Regions from separate parts of the Homo sapiens genome. Here region 2 is linked to region 1. The links are chromatin loops, found by intact Hi-C in ENCODE. Cell type or tissue: heart left ventricle. All regions are shown on one strand.

What was found. A loop is a pair of places that touch in the nucleus more often than their neighbours do. Peaks named below come from ENCODE experiments on the same cell type or tissue, not always from the same donor. Only the 100,000 strongest peaks of a DNase experiment are listed, where the experiment ranks them.
Region 2: a loop joins it to region 1, with 3 times the contacts of the local background. A loop is called at or near these places in 5 of 110 quality-filtered maps.

The regions. Positions count from the first base shown.
Region 1 is chr15:49,420,558-49,424,557 of GRCh38, forward strand. All of the region lies in intron 11 of FAM227B (family with sequence similarity 227 member B), which reads right to left. It overlaps FGF7 (fibroblast growth factor 7), which reads left to right and starts at 2,685. Exons shown (of 4, transcript NM_002009.4): 1 at 2,685-2,883; 2 at 3,475-4,000. The coding sequence starts at 3,741. In heart left ventricle, CTCF peaks have their summits at 1,535 (motif pointing left), 1,734 and 2,551; no DNase peak of the experiment used is centred here; H3K4me3 peaks cover 2,452 bases; H3K27ac peaks cover 1,545 bases.
Region 2 is chr15:49,044,822-49,048,821 of GRCh38, forward strand. SECISBP2L (SECIS binding protein 2 like) reads right to left here and starts at 1,625. Exons shown (of 18, transcript NM_001193489.2): 1 at 1,455-1,625. The coding sequence starts at 1,478. RefSeq lists enhancers at 1,082-1,221, 1,512-1,861, 1,962-2,091. In heart left ventricle, a CTCF peak has its summit at 1,857; a DNase peak (open chromatin) is centred at 1,690; H3K4me3 peaks cover 2,265 bases; H3K27ac peaks cover 1,193 bases.

The sequences.
Region 1 (4,000 bases):
ACTAATAAAAAGAATTATCTATGTTTTGGGGAAGAATGAAAACTGACAGGATATGGAACAGAATAAGATGTAAGAATGAAAAGTAATGAAAATATTTAATTATGTTCCCTTCTACTGATTATATTATACATGATTATGAACGAGGCAAAGTTTTGTTTTTCTTTTTCAGATGGAGTCTCGCTTTGTCACCTAGGCTGGAGTGCAGTTGTGCGATCTCTGCTCACTGCAAGCTCTGCTTCCCAGGTTCACACCATTTTCCTGCCTCAGCCTCCCGAGTAGCTGGGACTACAGGCGCCCGCTACCATGCCCGGCTAATTTTTTTGTATTTTTAGTAGAGACGGGGTTTCACTGTGTTAGCCAGGATGGTCTCGATCTCCTGACTTTGTGATCCATCCGCCTCGGCCTCCCAAAGTGCTGGGATTACAGGCGTGAGCCACCATGCTGGGCCAGTTAATTCTTTGAAGCCAGCAATGGTGTGTTAAAAAAGAAAATTCAATCTACAAATAACAAAAAAAAGACAATAGTTCAAAGTATTCCTGTGCTTAATCTATCACTATAGGTCTATTAAAACAAGAGCAACAAACGGTTGCCAATGTATAACTTAAAACATCCAGAGGGTTACCCCATCTACAGTTGCCTAAAGTTATTCTTAGTTCCTGGAGAATTCATTTAGAAGCATAAGCATAATAAGGGCACAGTGAAATCTAAGTTTGGTTCTCCATTATAGCTGTGGTCCTAATGAATTGTGGGCCCATCCTGAATTAATAATTCTCCAATAAAAATGATAATCAAAGAATTTAAACCATTGATACAGTTCCCTTGTTGATATTAATCTGTTCATTAATATTACTTGGATCATATTTCCAAATTACAGAGTGTAATAGCATCTAATGCACTTTCATAGATCACAATTTTATTCTTTTGTTTCCCATTTTACAGTTAATCCTATGTAGCAGATATTAAGGAGGCACTAAGCACTCTTTGCTAACAAACTATCCATTTCTTTCATTTAAGTATTTAGCACTTAGTTAGCAAATGTGGACTTCTCACTTACTGATTTCTTGGTTTAAAAACTGTAGGTTCAGTATGGAACAAATGGATTTAGTAGCTCTTGAATATCTTTACACTGTAAACTTACTATTGATAACTTTTATTTCTTTAGAAGCAATATCTAAGTCCTAGGAATTCTGAGCCTGCTCATTATTGTTACCTCCCAAACTAGCGGAGTGTGATTCAGAACACAATAACATTATATTTTCTTTCCTCCTTCTCTTCCTCCTTTTAGAGAATACATGATAGGATGTTTTCAGCTTTCTAGCTTTCAACAGATGCAATGATCAAAGAGTCTGTCCCCCTCTGCTTTAATAAATGTGGAACATTCAACATTTGGCATATGAAGAGTAACTGGGTACATCTGAACTATTCTGTGCTCTTCATTCTGTTCCCTAAAGGGACAGATACAAAGAGAAATCACATAAACTATAATCCAGTTGAGTAGATTTAATTTCCTTTTCCTATTTGGTCTACATGCACCACCTGGTGGTAAAGTAGTGCATTTCACATAGAGAGAGAGAGAGAGAGAGAGAGAGTGTGTGTGTGTGTGTGTGCGCGCGCGCGCGCGTGCACGCGTGTGTGTTTTGAGGAGTATATAACATGAAAAAGATAATTTTAATATACTTTCTTAATACTGATTTAGATAGACAACACAATTATTCTACACCAAGAATCTAATACAACACTTGAGCACTACTTCATGTATAACAGAACAGGAAGTAAAGGAGAGAACTCATGCTGGAAAGTAAAATAGCTTTCACTTATTTACCTTAGCAATACATATTATAATTCCATCTCTAAATTAACATTTATTGTTCCAATATTCTTATTGAGGCAAAAATCAAACACTGATAATCAATGTGAAACCATTTCCTCCTTTTTAAAGAATAACAGCTTTTAAAAGTAGGTGCCCTGTTCCTTATATTAGTAGTGAGTATAAGTCACAGATCACAGAATTGTAAAGCACCATAGAGGCATTAGACCAATACACCAATTTTACAAATGTAGCAGCTGAGACTCTGGAACAGCAGGTAACTTGCCCGAAGTCATACTGGTCATTAGTGGTCCAACACAAATAAGAATCTAGATCTTCTCACTTTCAGCCTAGGAATATAATACATAAAAATTGTACTTATATTCATATTCAATGAATTGTCTCTGTATGATGTGATAATATTCAACTTATCTACACAGTGCTTTAAGGCACTCATATGTTAGTTAACACATACCAGTTTTGTTCTAACATTCTGAGCACAAAGAAGTAATTGAAGAAATGCATGTATCATAAAGCTATGGAAAAGATTTTCTAAGTATTAAAAAACCCTATATATATGTTCAAATGAATAATTTTCCAAGTATAATACAACTGCTATATTGCAAAGAAGGTTTAAAAAATTCCCTTTCCCCTTCTAACTGCTTCAGAACCAGAGATCTGTTTCTACAAAGTAGGTACCCACTTGTAGATTTAAGCATAAAACATGTTCATAGCTCCCTCTCATGACCATTGAATACTATACAAGCCTCCTTTTATTCTCGCTGTTGTATTCAACTAACAGCTCACTGGCTAAGTTTTAATTGCTTCCAATGAGGTCAGCAAAGGTATTTATCGAAAAGCCCTGAATAAAAGGCTCACACACACACACAAGCACACACGCGCTCACACACAGAGAGAAAATCCTTCTGCCTGTTGATTTATGGAAACAATTATGATTCTGCTGGAGAACTTTTCAGCTGAGAAATAGTTTGTAGCTACAGTAGAAAGGCTCAAGTTGCACCAGGCAGACAACAGACATGGAATTCTTATATATCCAGCTGTTAGCAACAAAACAAGTAAGTTACTGTTATTTGTCTTTTAAAACAATGCTGAATGTTTTCTAAAAGTTTATCTCTTTTTCTGATTTTAGTACTGAGCAGGAAAGTAAAGTTACAAGATTTTTGAGCCATGTAACTATAGTAATTATGCTGTAGAACATAAAGATAAGGTTGAAGTTCTCCAGAGCAATCCTGACATTTAACTTAAAAAACCTGGGCAGTTCAGGAGAAAATAATTGATTAACCACAAATGTAAAAGCATATAATAAAGAAGTCTAGGGAGAAAGCAGTTACACTTTGTTAGCAGTAATTGTAAAAACTTAATTTAAATCAATAGTTCTGAGTGCAGTATGGTTCTCACAAAATAGCAATTGGAATGAATGGTACAGTCATATTCTGTTTTGTCTCTACTCATGCATAAATTTTATAAATCTACACATAAAGTGGTAAAGATTTTGACATCCTCTGTGAAGGCTGTTTTAAATGTATCTTCAAAGAATAACCTATACTGTATTCTAATGCTACTACTTACCCACTAAAATTTACACATACAATTTTTTATCTTCCTCTCTCCTCCCCTCCCTATTCTTAATCTCTCATTGCAAACAGAAGTCAAATAGCAAACAGCGTCACAGCAACTGAACTTACTACGAACTGTTTTTATGAGGATTTATCAACAGAGTTATTTAAGGAGGAATCCTGTGTTGTTATCAGGAACTAAAAGGATAAGGCTAACAATTTGGAAAGAGCAACTACTCTTTCTTAAATCAATCTACAATTCACAGATAGGAAGAGGTCAATGACCTAGGAGTAACAATCAACTCAAGATTCATTTTCATTATGTTATTCATGAACACCCGGAGCACTACACTATAATGCACAAATGGATACTGACATGGATCCTGCCAACTTTGCTCTACAGATCATGCTTTCACATTATCTGTCTAGTGGGTACTATATCTTTAGCTTGCAATGACATGACTCCAGAGCAAATGGCTACAAATGTGAACTGTTCCAGCCCTGAGCGACACACAAGAAGTTATGATTACATGGAAGGAGGGGATATAAGAGTGAGAAGACTCTTCTGTCGAACACAGTGGTACCTGAGGATCGATAAAAGAGGCAAAGTAAAAGG
Region 2 (4,000 bases), 380 kb before region 1:
CTCTAGGATGAAAGGAACTCTAAGTATACATAAGGTAGCATTACTGGTTTTAGTCCTGGCATCCTAGTGAAGGAACAAAATGTTGAACCCTTTCATTAGTAACACACATACAAGGAAATGATTCAAGGAAAATTCGTATTCATTTGTCAGGCTTTGAAATCTCAGGTATTTATGATAGATACCTTCAAAAATGTTTTTAAATTAAACTAGATACAGGCTGTATACAGAATACTTCTGGGTCACATAAATGCCTAAGTGTATTTGCCAAGAGACTCTGTATCAATTTCTCTTTGGTAATTCCATGTATTGTTTTATAAAACTCATTTGTGTCTTCAGAGTTACATTCACATAAAGCTTTTTTTTAAAAAAAAAAGTCTTCTGTAAAAACAAGTATACACAACTAGGAAGCTGTGCTTTGCCTGCTAAGAGTCCGATTTCAAAATACAAACCGGCTTCAACTACATATAGACACATACAGGAATTTGGGAAATCTTATCTCATTAATTCAGGTGCTAATTATCCAACTGTAAAATTAATAGGCAGAAATTACTAGCCTCTCTTCTTCCGTCATCTAGTCATCAATGGGCAAGGCCTTCGAAGAAGGGAATAGAGAGTGAATAAACTTGGACTTCAAATTAAGTCGTTTCGCAGAGATCTTAAGAGTGGAAAATACTGGGGGGGAAACTATTGTTTTCGATTACTTTTAACACTGTTATCATCCCTGCCTGCTACCACCTACTAGCATGCATAATCAGGAATTTGATGCAAATAAAAATAAAACAGAACACTAATAGGACTACTTTGCGAATATGAAAACGGGTTCGAAAATAAGCTTATGCTTTACACCCTTAAAATAGAGCTAGCTTTAAAAAAAAACCCACTAATTACAATTCTTTGCAAAATAACTGGATAAAAGGACAAGGGGAAATCGTAGTATCGTTTCTTAAAAGAAACACCTCCGTAAAACCACTGCAAAAACAATGCTTCGCTCCATTGAACACAGACCTAAAAGGCCCGTGACTTCCCTTCATCTGTAGTTACCACACATTCTCTTACAGTCTTTCTGGGTGAGAAGCCTTCAAACGCCTTTCCACCTTGAAAACACATTCCAGAGCTGAAGGGAATGGGGGAAGCGGGGAGACTACTAGAAGTTATAAGCCCTCCTCCCAGGAGAGCAGGGACAACTTGGAGCCTTCTGACCCCTTCACCAAGCAGGGGAGAAGCGGCAACGGCGAGCCCTCCGCCTGGGAAGTAATCAGGGTTGGAAAAGCCCCCAAGTCCCAGGCAGCAGCTGGAACAATGAAGGAGAGCTGGGAGCTGCCAGGCTCCCAGGTGAGGGGGTCTGCGGCCGCAGGACCGGCCCCCGGTCCCCACGTTCGGAGAACTGGGCCTGGCCTGTGAGGAAGCGGCGACCCCAACCCCCGGCTCGGCGGGCCCAGCCCAAACCCGCGTACCTGCTCCGTGGGGGCTCGGTCCATGGTGCCTGCAGCCGCAACGGGCCCGCGCTAGTCGGTGTAAACAGCGCCTCGGGCCGCTTTCTCCATGGCCCCCCGCTCGGGTCCAGACTGGGTTCCGGACCTCCGCCCCTATCTGGCTGGCCGCGACACCGATTCGGCTACGCCACTGGCCGAGGAGGCGGCTCCAGCTCCGGGAGATGGAGGAGGCGGTGGCAGCTTCGGGGAGGGATCATCTGGGACGGAAGCCGAGGAGGGCCCGAATGGGCTGGAGGCGTAGTTAGAAATGGAGGCGCACGGAAGGAAAAGGAGTGGGGAGGAGGCAGAGAGGGGCAGTGGGCGGAGTGACAGCAAATGGCCTCAGCAAGGGTAGGAGGAACCCGGCCTGGCCTGGAGGCTAAGGCCAGGTGGAGGCGCCCAGGAGCAGGTGCCCCGAACCACACGCCACCCCTGCGACTGTTAAACGAGAAGTGTCAGACCACTTGGGACCCAGGTCTCCCGGGACTTCAAAGACCTCTTCAGGATCTGAAACCACCTCTTAGTGATGTTGGAAAAGCTTTCATCTGCCCACCGTACATCTGCTCCTTCCTTATGTTACGCAAATAAAGGGAGTCATGACTATAAAGGAATGAGAATATTCTGAAAATAATGGAGTCTTGCCCTAGAAAAATGCATATGTAAAACGCATACACAGAATGACTGGAAGAGGCCCGCTAGGAAGCTCCCCACAAATATTTATTGAGAGTTAATTCATTATCCAGGTTCATGCCCACTTCTAGGCTCACATCCAGGCTGACCTCGCCCATCTCAGAAATCCTAATTTTATGCAGGATCTGTATAACACCACCCAACGGGTAATTATTTTATCTTCAGATCCTTAGCTCCTTAAGGGCAGAGACTGTCTTGAAACTGGGCACTACCGTTAGCATGGCAAATTTCTTCTGGGCATCTCCTCAGACACACCCTCCAACACCCACACCCTCTGTGAAGATTCAACCAACTGCGGATAGAAATATTTTGAGGAAAAAAGAAATATCAAGTACAACAATAAAATACAAGTAATACAGTTTAACAACTGCTTATACAGCATTTACATTGTATTAGGTATTATAAGTAATCTAGAGATGATTTAAAGTATATCGGAGGATATGCATGGATTGTATGCAAATACTACACCATTTTATATAAGGATCTTTAGCACTCATGGATTTTGGTATCAGCAGGGATCCTGGAGCCAATATCCCCCCTGGGATACTTAGGGACAACTGTATAAGCTAAATTACACTTAAGTGAAGGTAGAGTTGAGGTGGCTGCTGTTTGGGGCACTGGTGTGGAGATCCACAGCTAGGAATGGGAAAGAGATTTTAAGAAATTTGCTTTGTCATGCTTCAGGAGATATCAGTAAAGACTAATTGCCTTTTCAGTTAGTCTAGGTTATTAGTCTGGTTATTAGACTCCAATATGAGGCTTGTTATGTGAAGGCCCCTTGCTGTACTTATGTTGATACAGGTTGGGTATCTCTAATGGAAACTATGAAATTCCAAACCCTCTTGAATCCCAAATGTTCCAAAATTAGAAACTTTCTGAGCACAGACATGACATTTAAGGATAATGTTCGCTGGAACATTTCAGATTTTGGACTTCCAGTTTAGAGATGCTCAACCAGTAAGTATAATGCAAATCTTCCAAAATCCAAAATCTGAAACACTTATGGTTTCAAGTATGTCAAAATAAGGGACATTCAACCTGTATTATATATTGGCCTGCTGAAAGGAGCTATATTGTGTCAGCAAGACTTATATCAAGGCTGGCAATAGAAACATCTTGAAAGGAGAAACATTTATATTTACACATTTATATTTACATTTAAATATATTTATTTAATTTTAGTAAATTTTCTGCCACCTCAAATTTAATATCAATGCATGTGTATTTGAACTGCAAATTTATGTAACATTTGTAAATATATGTGCAATTAACGTAATGTTAGGTCCCTGGTGCCTATCACACACCTAGCTGGGATTCAGTGAATGCTGAATGAATTTAGGGTTGGTTGCTCAGAAAAACTAAGTTATTTATAAGGAGTAGTTATGTAAACTAACAGATGACCGTCCTCCTTCACAATTGAAAGACAAAATAACTGAATTTTCAGATTGTCTTCCTACTGGTGGTCTATAGCCATAATATACCCTCATCTGAGTAAAAAGATAATAGCAATGCACTCATAAAAATACTATAGTACTTTTGCTTTTCTTCCTTCTTCTGAGGAATGATCTGAGGAAATTTAAATATAGGATTCCCAAGGATCTTTCCACATTATAGGATTTTTATGACTGTAAAATTGTTTTCATTGAGAATCTATGTACAAGACATTCATTAAAATTATAAGAACAGAATCATAAGAATTATGAGAACAGAAATGTCACAATGCCCTTCTCATTTAATGTAATCTTTAAAAAGATGGCAATAGCTAGTAGATAAAAAATTAAAATCTGTGAAAAAAAGTAAGACATATTAAAAATACTACACTTTACAGATGATATAAA